Regions from separate parts of the Homo sapiens genome. Here region 1 is linked to region 2. Evidence: read pairs that join two places in POLR2A ChIA-PET (ENCODE). Cell type or tissue: HepG2. All regions are shown on one strand. Each heading gives the region's core, and the rest is flanking DNA. Links, peaks and the distances in the headings are about the cores only.

Evidence for each region. ChIA-PET counts read pairs that join two places held together with the same protein. Peaks named below come from ENCODE experiments on the same cell type or tissue, not always from the same donor. Only the 100,000 strongest peaks of a DNase experiment are listed, where the experiment ranks them.
Region 1: POLR2A ChIA-PET joins it to region 2 with 6 read pairs; 5 of 35 experiments call an interaction of 5 or more read pairs at or near these places.

Annotation. Positions count from the first base shown.
Region 1 is chr19:16,117,900-16,122,303 of GRCh38, forward strand. RAB8A (RAB8A, member RAS oncogene family) reads left to right here. Exons shown (of 8, transcript NM_005370.5): 2 at 327-387; 3 at 3,851-3,911. It overlaps HSH2D-AS1 (HSH2D and RAB8A antisense RNA 1), which reads right to left. Exons shown (of 2, transcript NR_199156.1): 2 at 3,940-4,404. Among named protein-coding and RNA genes, the nearest start is that of RAB8A, 8.2 kb to the left of the region's middle. RefSeq lists enhancers at 915-1,004, 1,165-1,224, 1,705-1,754, 2,175-2,224. In HepG2, for the core only: no CTCF peak of the experiment used is centred there; no DNase peak of the experiment used is centred there.
Region 2 is chr19:15,840,774-15,847,482 of GRCh38, forward strand. No RefSeq gene overlaps it. Among named protein-coding and RNA genes, the nearest start is that of UCA1, 15 kb to the left of the region's middle. In HepG2, for the core only: no CTCF peak of the experiment used is centred there; a DNase peak (open chromatin) is centred at 3,238.

The DNA.
Region 1 (4,404 bases), core at 1,905-4,404, 280 kb after region 2:
AGGCCTGCAGAGGGCTCTGTTGAGACCCACTCCGTACAACTGCCTGGGGTGGGGAGGCGGGTTCAGCTGGCAGCAAGGGACAAGAGCAGGGCTTTGCCACCCGCGCCCCCTGGGTTTGCTCTGCACTGCTCCCATCAGCTCTTGGAGAGGGAAAATATCTCCAAGTGTTTCCAGATCTGGATATTCCGACATCCTGCATGCCCAGCACCAGGCAGGGTCTCCGTAAGCCACAACAGCTGTCACCTGCACAGGTTGGTGGCGCCCAGCTCAGACACAACTTGGGAAATGGGCTGACAGTGACGTGCCTTTTTTCTTTTTTCTTTCAGGAATTGACTTTAAAATTAGGACCATAGAGCTCGATGGCAAGAGAATTAAACTGCAGATATGGTAAGAGTCATTGTTCTCTGTCATTCTCTCCACCTGGCAATGGCTTCAAGCCAGAAGCCCTTGGCCTTCTCCCTCCACCGTCCCTGTGACCTTGGCCTCCATTTCTTGGTGCCCAGTCCTGGCACATGGGGCTTTCTCCAGAAGCTCCTGGAGGTTTATACCCAGCCCAGAGAGCTGTCCTCTGCTGGCTGCAGGGCACCAGGGCCTACAGCATCATAGGCACAAAGCTGCCCAGCCCTGGCTAGCTCAGTGTTCCACAGTGGGCACCATCTGGGTCTGGCCTTCAGAGTGGGCTGCTTCTGTTGAACGGGAAGAGAGCCCTCTCAGTGCCAGGTGCTGGTGACGCCTGCAGGGACTGTGAGATGCCCCAGCCGAGAGTTTCCTTTTGAGCCTCTCAACCCACTCAGAAGCATAAAGGTCCAACTTCACTTCCTCTTTTCTCCCCTGGGGCAGGCCTGGCCTCCCTTCCTAGCGTACAGACCGAAACCCCAAACCGAAATTAAGCGGAGGGCCGGGCCCCATGTTGAGACCTGTTTCCATTCCTGAGAACTAAGGGTGACTTCCCATGCACATACAATTAGGGAAGTGGGGAGACTCCAAGTCGCCATCGCTGGCCTGATTCTAGTTTGCTGAGACTGAGTTCAGGTGGCGGGTATAGTGGGGTCCTGCCCTGCACACATGCCACTCGCACAGAGTCACTGGCCCTGAGCAAAACAAAGAGAAGTCACATTTAAGAGCATGGTGCAATTTCCCTGTCACCCAAACCAGGCAAGTGCCTTTGAGTGGGAGCAGTGTGCCAGGAGATGGGCCACGAAGTCATCCTCCCTCAAGTCTCAAAGTTTGACCGGTCACCCCCACTTGCCAGTTTCAGGGAGCCCCACAGCTACCCTTGACTCCAGGTGCTATTCACCTCTTCTTTTTTTTTCTTCTTTTTTTGAGACGGAGTTTCGCTCTTGTCGCCTAGGCTGGAGTGCAATGGCGCGATCTTGTCTCACCGCAACCTCTGCCCCCCGGGTTCAAGTGATTCTCCTGCCTCAGCCTCCCAAGTAGCTGGTATTACAGGCATGCACCACCACGCCCAACTAATTTTGTATTTTTAGTAGAGACGGGGTTTCTCCATGTTGGTCAGGCTGGTCTCCAACTCCCGACCTCAGGTGACCCACCCACCTCGGCCTCCCAAAGTGCTGGGATTATAGGCGTGAGCCACCACGCCCGGCCCTACTGTTCACCTCTTAATCTGACTTTGGGAGTCGGGTAGGTTTAACTTGCAGTTCATCCTGCAGACATTGGTAGTAAGTCAAGCTCTGGCTGCCTTGTAAGTTCCAAGCCATGGAAGTTTCTCCACTTCCAGCACGTTGGTGCCATGTCACCCTTTGTTCCCAAGTCCAAAGTGACACTGCATCAGCAAGCAGAAGTTTCACTTTCCTCCTGCCTTCCTGCTTCTGCTCTTAGCAATCGTGGTGAGGTTAGTGACTCAAAACTCTTCTAAGGACTGTAGTTGAAAAAAAAATGACTGGTTTTTTTTTTTGTTTCTTTGTTTTTTTGAGACAGAGTTTTGCTCTTGTTGCCCAGGCTGGAGTGCAGTGGCACGATTTTGGCTCACTGCAACCTCCGCCTCCTGGGTTCAGGCAATTCTTCTGCCTCGGCCTCCCAAGTAGCTGGGATTACAGGTGCCTGCCACCACGCTCGGCTAATTTTGTATTTTTAGTAGAGACGGGGTTTCGCCATGTTGGCCAGGTTGGCTTCGAACCCCTGAATTCAGGTGATCCACCCGCCTCGGCCTCCCAAAGTGCTGGAATTACAGGCGTGAGCCACCGCACCTGGCAAAAATGACTGTTTTTAACCACTCATGTCTCCTGCTGCTGGTGTCAGAAAGTCAGCTTAGCTCCAAGCAAGGTGTTTCTGCACAATCCAGACGTATAGAGCCCTCCGGGTCCCAGCAGGGCCGTGGGAGGAACCCTGGGCTTGGAGACAAAAGACCTGAGTCTTGCCCTGGCTCTGTCACCAATCAGTTAGGTCACCTTTAATTTTTTTTTTTTTTTTTTTGACAAAGTCTCACTCTGTCACCCAGGCTGGAGTGCAGTGGCATGATCTCAGCTCACTGCAACCTCCACTTCCTTGGTTCAAGCAATTCTCGTGCTTCAGCTTCCCGAGTAGCTGGGATTACAGGCACCTGCCACCATGCCTGGCTAACTTTTGTATTTTTAGTAGACAGGGTTTCACCATGTTGGTCAGGCTGATCTCAAACTCCTGACCTCAGGTGATCTGCTGGCCTCAGCCTCCCAAAGTGCTGAGATTACGGGAGTGAGCCAACACGCCTGGCTTTTTTTTTTTTTTTTCCTGAGACAGAGTCTTACTCTGTCACCCATGCTGGAATATAGCGGCACGATCTCAGGTCACTGCAACCTCCACCTCCCAGGTTCAAGCGATTGTTGTGTCTCGGCCTCCTAAGTAGCTGGGACTACAGATCCACGCCATCATGCCCGCCTAATTTTTGTATTTTTAGTAGAGATGAGGTTTCATTGTGTTGGTCAGGCCGGTCTCGAACTCCTGGCCTCAGGTGATCCACCCGCCTCGGCCTCTTAAAGTGCTGGGATTACAGATGTAAGCCACTGCACCAGGCCAGTTAGGTTACCTTTTTTTTTTTTGAGACGGAGTCTTGCTCTGTCACCCAGGCTGGAGTACAGTGGTGCAATCTCGGCTCACTGCAGCCTCCACCTCCTGGGTTCCAGCAGTTCTCCTGCCTCAGCCTCCCAGGTAGCTGGGATTACAGGCACGTGCCACCATGCCTGGCTAATTTTTGTATTTTTTGTAGGGACGGGGTTTCACCAAGTTGGCCAGGCTGGTCTCAACCTCCTGACCTCAGGTGGTCCACCTGCCTCGGCCTCCCAAAGTGCTAGGATTACAGATGTGAGCCACTGCGCCCGGCCAGTTAGGTTACCTACCTTTAAACCAAACACTAAGTACCCTTCAAGCCAGGAGCTGGACTGGGCATGGGTATGTCTTACCCAGGCATCACCTCCCGGGCAATAGGCCCTGTGTTCCTTGTCATGCAGATGAGGAGGGACTTTCCCCATCATTCAAACCAAGATGGCAGGCCTGAAAGCTTTTCCTGAGTCCCAGCCACCCTCAACAGCAAGAGCTATGTTCCTGAGCCACATGACTGGCTCTTCTGTGAACCAGAAACTCCAGGGAGAATTCCCTGGAAGCAAAGGTGCAGAAGAGGAGAAGGCGCATGGGTCAGGGATCCCATCATGGCTCTGCCACATCAAATGACCCCTCCAGGCCACAGTGTCCTTCCCTGTAATAATAGGGAGATTAGAAGGTGCTGCCTTAGCAGAAGAAGGTATCACAGTGGCTGAACGGTGAGAAAGCCAGGCATCCCGGGTAGATGCTCCTTGTCTCCTACTGAGGACAGTTATTTTCCTTTAATGTTGCTAATATCCCTTCTCTTCATGTTTAGGGACACAGCCGGTCAGGAACGGTTTCGGACGATCACAACGGCCTACTACAGGGGTGCAATGGTAGGGACTTTTTGTTTGGTTGTTTTTATCTGCTTTTTAAGTCAACATGGGAGCGTCACTGTGCATTGGTTACCGAAGCCTAGATGTTTCTGTGGAGCCCGTGCCCCAACTCCTCAGGGCTCCTTGGTCCCAAGTTAGTCTTAGGAACAGGCTTTGTGCCCCGGCCTACCCCCATGTACATACCTCCCCTTCTGGCTGCAGAGACAATGCAAGGTTTAAATAAAGTGGAAACATAATTCTTTGGGAATGAAGAAAGACACAGGAAGCCGGTTCTTCCAGGTGAGCTCAGTGCAGTTAAAGCCGGCATGCCCCGACTTTTAGGAGCTGTCACATGACCTGCATCTGTCTCTGAAATTTGCTACCAAAAGCTTGAAGATCTTCCAGGAGCTGACCTGCCCTGGGCTGTCGGCCGTTATATCCGTCACCCAGGCCTGAGGCGGGATGACGTGATGGGAAGACTCAGTCATCATCCCTCAAAACATTTCTCAAGCAC
Region 2 (6,709 bases), core at 1,755-4,254:
GGTTTCAGTGAGCCAAGATCGTGCCACTGCACTCCAGCCTAGAGACAGAGCGACACTCTGTCTCAAAAAAAAAAAAAAAAGAAAGCAAAAGGATGAAACAGTGGCTACTCCATAGGCAGAGCAGCCCGAGAGCTGCTAGTTGGCTATTTTTATAGTTATTTCTTGATTATATGCTAACCAAGGGGTGGATTATTCATGAGTTTTCTGGGGAAATGGGTGGGCAATTCCCAGAATAAGTGTTCCTCCCCTTTTTAGACCATATAGGGTATCTTCCTGACGTTGCCATGGCATTTGTAATCTGTCATGGTGCTGGTGGGAGTGTCTTTTAGCATGCTAATGCATTATAATTAATGCATAATGAGCAGTGAGGCCAACCAGAGGTCACTTTGGTCACCATCTTGGTTTTAGTGGGTTTTGGCTGGCAGCTTTTTTTTTTTTTTTTTTTTTGAGATGGAGTCTTGCTCTGTCGCCCAGGCTGGAGTGCAGTGGCACCATCTCAGTTCACTGCAACCTCCACCTCCCGGGTTCAAGCGATTCTCCTGCCTCAGCCTCCTCAGTAGCTGAGACTACAGGCACGCGCCACCACGCCTAGCTAACTTCTGTATTTTTAGTAGCGATAGGGTTTGGCCATTTTGGCCAGTCTGATCTCAAACTCCTGACCTCAGGGATCTTACTGCCTCAGCCTCCCAAAGTGCTGGGATTACAGGCATGAGCCACCGCACCCGGCCAAAACAAGTATAACTAATTTATACATTCTATTACTTGATGTGTTTTTTACCCTCTGGATGCTGCTATCATTTTTCTTTCTTTCTTTCTTTCTTTTTCTTTTTTTTTTGTTTTTGAGACATAGGCTCGCTCTGTCACCCAGGCTGGAGTGCAGTGATGTTATCGTGGCTCACTGCAACCTCCGCCTCCCAAGTTCAAGTGATTCTCATGCCTCAGCCTCCCGAGTAGCTGGGATTACAGGCGCCCGCCACCACGCCTAGCTGATTTTTGTATTTTTAGTAGAGACGGGGTTTCACCATATTGGACAGGCTGGTATTGAACTCCTGACCTCAAGTGATCCACCCGCCTGGGCCTCCCAAAATGCTGGGATTACAGGCGTGAGACACCGTGCCTGGCCAGAGAAAAGTATTTTGTTGCTGCTTCTGGGTGCCCAGAGAAATGAGACATGGGGCTGGGTTCACAGGAAACGAGGTGAGTTGTGAGACAGGGGCTGGGGTGGGGACACTAAGGTGGCAGTTCAGCTGCATCTTGCGGCCCTACCTGGTGGGGGCGCTGTGACCCTGGACCAGCAGCTTGGCCTCTCTGGACCTCATTTTCCATTTTGTAAAGTGGGCCTGGATTATTCCAGTAAGAGACACACTATGTGTGAGGATGCTGGCCCAGAGTAGGTGCTTGGTTGGGGTGAACGCCCCTTCGTCTTTCCCCATTTCATTTTTCTCTTGAACTGTGCACATTATTCCTTCATTTGTCCCACAAATATTTGTTGAGCGCCTGCTATGTACGCAGCAGTGGGTGGCAAATAAGCAAAAAGTCCCTTTGAACCTCAGCCTTGTGGCTCCACTCAGCTTTTCTCCCAGGCAGGACCCTTGCATTTCTGAATCTCTCCACTGGGCTTCACCCAGGGATGATCAAAAAATATGAGTTCCAGAAGATACATTCCCCACACGAGCATCAGCCCTTCCTTTGCACCAGAACCTGTGCTCACAGCTGCAAAGAGGCGTGGATGAGACCCATCCCTCCCTCAAGAAACATCTTCTCCATCTACTTCCCTTCACTGCACCCTGCCCTTGAGTCAGGGACTATGATACGATTTTCCTCATTTATTCAATCTGATCCCAAATACATTTATCCGATCCCAAACACATGAAATCTGGCAGATGCTCATTTTTAAATTGACAAAGAAAATATGCACATGGGCCAAGGGCAGTGGTTCACACCTGTAATCCCAGCACTTTGGGAGGCCCAGGCAGGCAGATCACTTGAGGCCAGGAGTTCGAGATCAGCCTGGGCAACATGGCGAAACCCCATCTCTACTAAAAATACAAAAATTAGCCAGGCATGGTGGTGCACGCCTCCTAGCTACTTGGGAGGCTGAGGCACGAGAATCACTTGAATCCAGGAGGCTGAGGTTGCAATGAGCCAAGATCACGCCACTACACTCCAGCCTGGGTGACAGAGCGACACTCTGTTTCTAAATGAATGAATGAATAAATAAATAAAATATCCATGTGGCTAGCCAGTTAACCCAGTGCCATTTATCGAATATGTCAACTTAAAAAAGAGTATCTGCCAGATTTCATGTGTTTGGGATCAGATACATGAAATAAGTGTATTTTATTGGAAATAAAAATATATTTATTTATTTGTATATATTTATGCTGCACAACACATTTGGATATATGTATACATAGTGGAATGGCTCCATCAAGCCAGTTAATATATGCATTACCTCACACATTTATCATTTCGTTTGGTGGTGAGAATGCTTAAAATCTACTCTCAATAATTTTCAAATATACAATAGGTTGTTATAACTATAGTCACCATCATGTACACTAGATCTCTTGGTCCTCCTGCCTAACTGAAATTGTGTGTGCTTTGATCAACATCAAAAAGATGAACGATAACAAGTGTTGGCAAGAAAGTGAAGAGATCATGTTAAAACCCTCAACAAATAAGGCATTAAAGGAACATACCTGAAAATAATAAGAGCCGTCTATGGTCAACCCACAGCCAACATCATACTGAATGAGCAAAAGCTGGAAGTATTCCCTTTGAGAACCAGAATAAGACAAGGATACCCACTCTTATCACTCCTATTCGACATAGTACTAAAAGTCCTAGCCAGAGCAATCAGGCAAGAGAAAGAAATAAAAGACATCCAAATAGGAAGAGAGGAAGTCAAACTATCTCTGTTTGCAGATGATACGATTTTATACTTAGAAAACTCCATAGTCTCTGCCCAAAAGCTCCTCAATCTGATAAACAACTGGTAAAGTTTCAGAATAAAAACCAATGTGCAAAAACTCAATAGGATTTCTATAAACCAACAATGTCCAAGCTGAGTGCCAAATCAAAAACACCATCTCATTCACAATAGCCACACAAAAAAATAAAATACTGAGGAATACAGCTAACAGGGAAGGTGAAATATCTGCCTGTGGTCCCAGCTGCTTAGGAGGCTGAGGCAGGAAGATCACTTGAGCCTGGAAAGTCAAGGCTGCAGTGAGCTGTGATTGCGCCACCGCACTCCAGGCTGGGAATGGACTGAGAGCTTGTCTTTTTTTTTTTTTTTTTTTTTTTGAGCTAGAGTTTCGCTCTTGTTGCCAAGGCTGGAGTGCAATGGCGTGATCTCGGCTCACTGCAACCTCCACCTACCGAGTTCAAGTGATTTTCCTGCCTCAGCCTCTCGAGTAGCTGGGGTTACAGGCGCACACAACCACGCCTGGCTAGTTTTTTGTATTTTTAGTAGAAACGGAGTCTCACCATGTTGGCCAGGCTGGTCTCGAACTCCTGACCTCAGGTGATCCACCTGCCTCAGCCTCCCAAAGTGCCAGGATTACGCGTGAGCCACCCCACCCAGCCTCTAAATTAAAAAAAAAAAAAAAAAACAAGTTATAAAAGCTCCAGGCACAGTGGTTCACACCCATAATCCCAGCACTTTGGGAGGCCAAGATGGGAGGATCACTTGAGTTCAGGAGTTCAAGACCAGCCTGGGCAACATGGTAAGACCCCAACTTTACAAAAAATTTTTTTTCAATTAAAGAAAAACATCTTGCTAAAGAGGTCTCCTCTTCCTGAGATAAACGGCTGCTTGACAGTAAATAGAGGCAGGAAACCTCATGTTTGATCTGCTGCTTGATAACAAGAAGACATCAAAACCACCACAGTAGCTGCTTAAGATGATAAAAATGACCATCCTCAGTACATAAAGACTGTGCATGAAATAACTTATCTCCAGCTTAGAGGAAGTTCCGCCCCAGCTACCACACATTTAACAGATCTTCCCAGAACATCTGAGCTCATCACTGAGCCAGGAGCTGGGATGACTGCAGTGGCCAGGGCAGACATGATACCTGCTCTTGTGGACTTTACACTGGACGGAGAAGGTGGAGGATGAATTATTGGCTGAGTTTTAGAAAAGAGCATGAGGAGTGTGAGGAAGAGATGGCAGTGGCTATGGGGGATGAACAACCTCATCCTCAGAAATCAGGACACCTGGTTGGGACTTCGGGGAGGAGATGGCATTTCAGCCAAGACATTCTGCTCCAGGAGCAGAGGGAGAGGAAAGGGTGCACCAGGCAGAGGGAAGAGCATGTTCCAACGACCCGAGGTGGGAAGATGATTGCCCATCCAAGGAAAAGAAGAAAGACAATATGGGCCGGGTGTGATGGCTCATGCCTGTAATCCCAGCACTTTGGGAGGCCGAGATGGGTGGATCACTTGAGGTCAGGAGTTCAAGACCAGCCTGGCCAACATGATGAAATTCTGTCTCTATTAAAAATAGGAAAATTAGCCAGGCATGTTAATGCACACCTGTAATCCCAGCTACTCAGGAGGCTGAGGCAGGAGAATTGCTTGAACCCAGGGGGCAGAGGTTGCAGTGAGCTGAGATTGTGCCACTGCACTCCAGCCTGGGCGACAGAGTGAGACTCCATCTCAAGAAGGAGAAGAAGAAGGAGAAGGAGAAGGAGAAGGAGAGGAAGGGGAAGGGGAAGGGGAAGGGGAAGGAGAAGGAGAAGGAGAAGGAGAAAGAGAAGGAGAAAGAGAAGGAGAAGGAGAAGAAGAAGGAGAAGCAGAAGGAGAAGAAGAGGAAGAAGAGGGAGAAGGAAGAAGGAGGAGGATGAGAAGAAGAAGGAGAAGAAAGCCAATATGGGCCGGGCACAGTTGCTCACACCCGTAATCCCAGCACTTTGGGAGGCTGAGGTGGGTGGAACACTTGAGCCCAGGGGTTCGAGACCAGCCTGGCCAACATGGTGTAACTCCGTCTCCACTGAAAGTAGGACAATTAGCCCGGTGTGGTGATGCATGCCTGTAATCCCAGCTACTCAGGAGGCTGAGGCAGGAGAATCTCTTGAACCCAGGAGGCGGAGGTTACAGTGATCTGAGATCATCCAACCTAGGCAATAGAGCAAGACTCCATCTCAAAAAAGAAAAAAAGAAGAAGGAGAAGAGGAAGAAAGAAAGACAGACAAACAATATGACAGGGGCCTTGGGCAGCAAGGAGTGGGGAGTGGCTCATGGAGCCAAAATAGACAGTCAGGGGTCTGATTTCAAAGGGTCCCAACAGCCCCAAGATTACACTCATCTACACGGGTGATACTGTCTGTCCATGATAAACACAGAAGGAACAGTGGGTTCAAATGAGGTCAATCACACCTGGAAAATGAATTTCAAATAAACTCAGGAATAGCCATTCACATTTCAAAAGGATTTTGCAACTCACAAATCTCCATAGCATTGGAATGAGAGAGTCATTTGCTTGTTTTCTCAGCAAGTATTTATTGAGCACCTATTAGATGCTGGGTGGTGGGACACAATGATGAGCGAGTCCAAAGTGGTCCTGCCTCCTCAGGTGGCCAGTCTAGTGGAAGGAACAAGGGATATGTCTATTAAGTAACTTATATGACATAATGCAGTTAGCATTACAGTAGAAGTAGAAGCCTCGGCCCCTCTCAGAGCTCTGGAAACCTTCCCCTCCATCTACTCCAGCAGCATGGGAAGTTCACGGGGGCCACAGCTGGCACCAAGTGTTTTCCACGCTTTGCTTCTGAGGGCCAAGATGCCATGGTGCTTTCTGTAGCATTTAACTGTGTGGAGCTCTGGGACTCTTGTGTCTTGGGGGAAGAAAGGACCACTTTTTTTTTTTTTTTTTTTTTGACAGAATCTTGCTCTGTCTTGCCCAGGCTGGAGTTCAGCGAATGATCTCGGCTCACTGCAGCCTCCGCCTCCTAGGTGCAAGTGATTCTCCTACCTCAGCCTCTTGAGTAGCTGGGATTACAGGCGCCTGCCACCACACCCGACTAATTTTTGTATTTTTAGTAGAGATGGGGTTTCACCATGTTGGCCAGGCTGGTCTTGAACTCCTGACTTCAGGTGATCCACCCGCCTCGGCCTCCCAATGTGCTAGGATTACAGGCATGAGCCACTGCGCCCAGCTGAAGGACCACTTCTAATTCCTACCTATGTCTCTTGCTGCTAATTAAACATCTAAGTTTAGAGGCTAAGGGGGATACTACCTGGGGACCATTCCTCCGGACTGGAGTGAGCCTGTGTTTCTGTCTTCATCTTAGCCCCGAGCTATGGATCAAACCTCGGCTGCCTGCAGCTCTGTGGTTGATCCTGAGGGACTCCTTCATTTACACAAATGAAGTGTAGATAAGAATTGTGTGTCAACTTTTAATGAGCCCTCAAGGGTCATTGAAAAATCCCATGGCTAGTTCACTGATGAAACTTAGAATTGGCTTCCCAGGGATTGTTATGACAATAGAGTTTGGTAGATCGTGCCGGCAGGTGTTCCACTGGGCTGTTTGATGCCACTCAAGGCTCTAGCCAAGCGCATCTCTGATGTGTCCTCCAGGAAGGGTGTCCAGGGGCTTTGACTGATGAGCACGGGGAGTTTTGGAGGAGGGCTGGAGGTGGCGGGTTCAGATGAATTCTACTAATTGCTTGGTATATGGACCCCATGACATCACTTCAACTG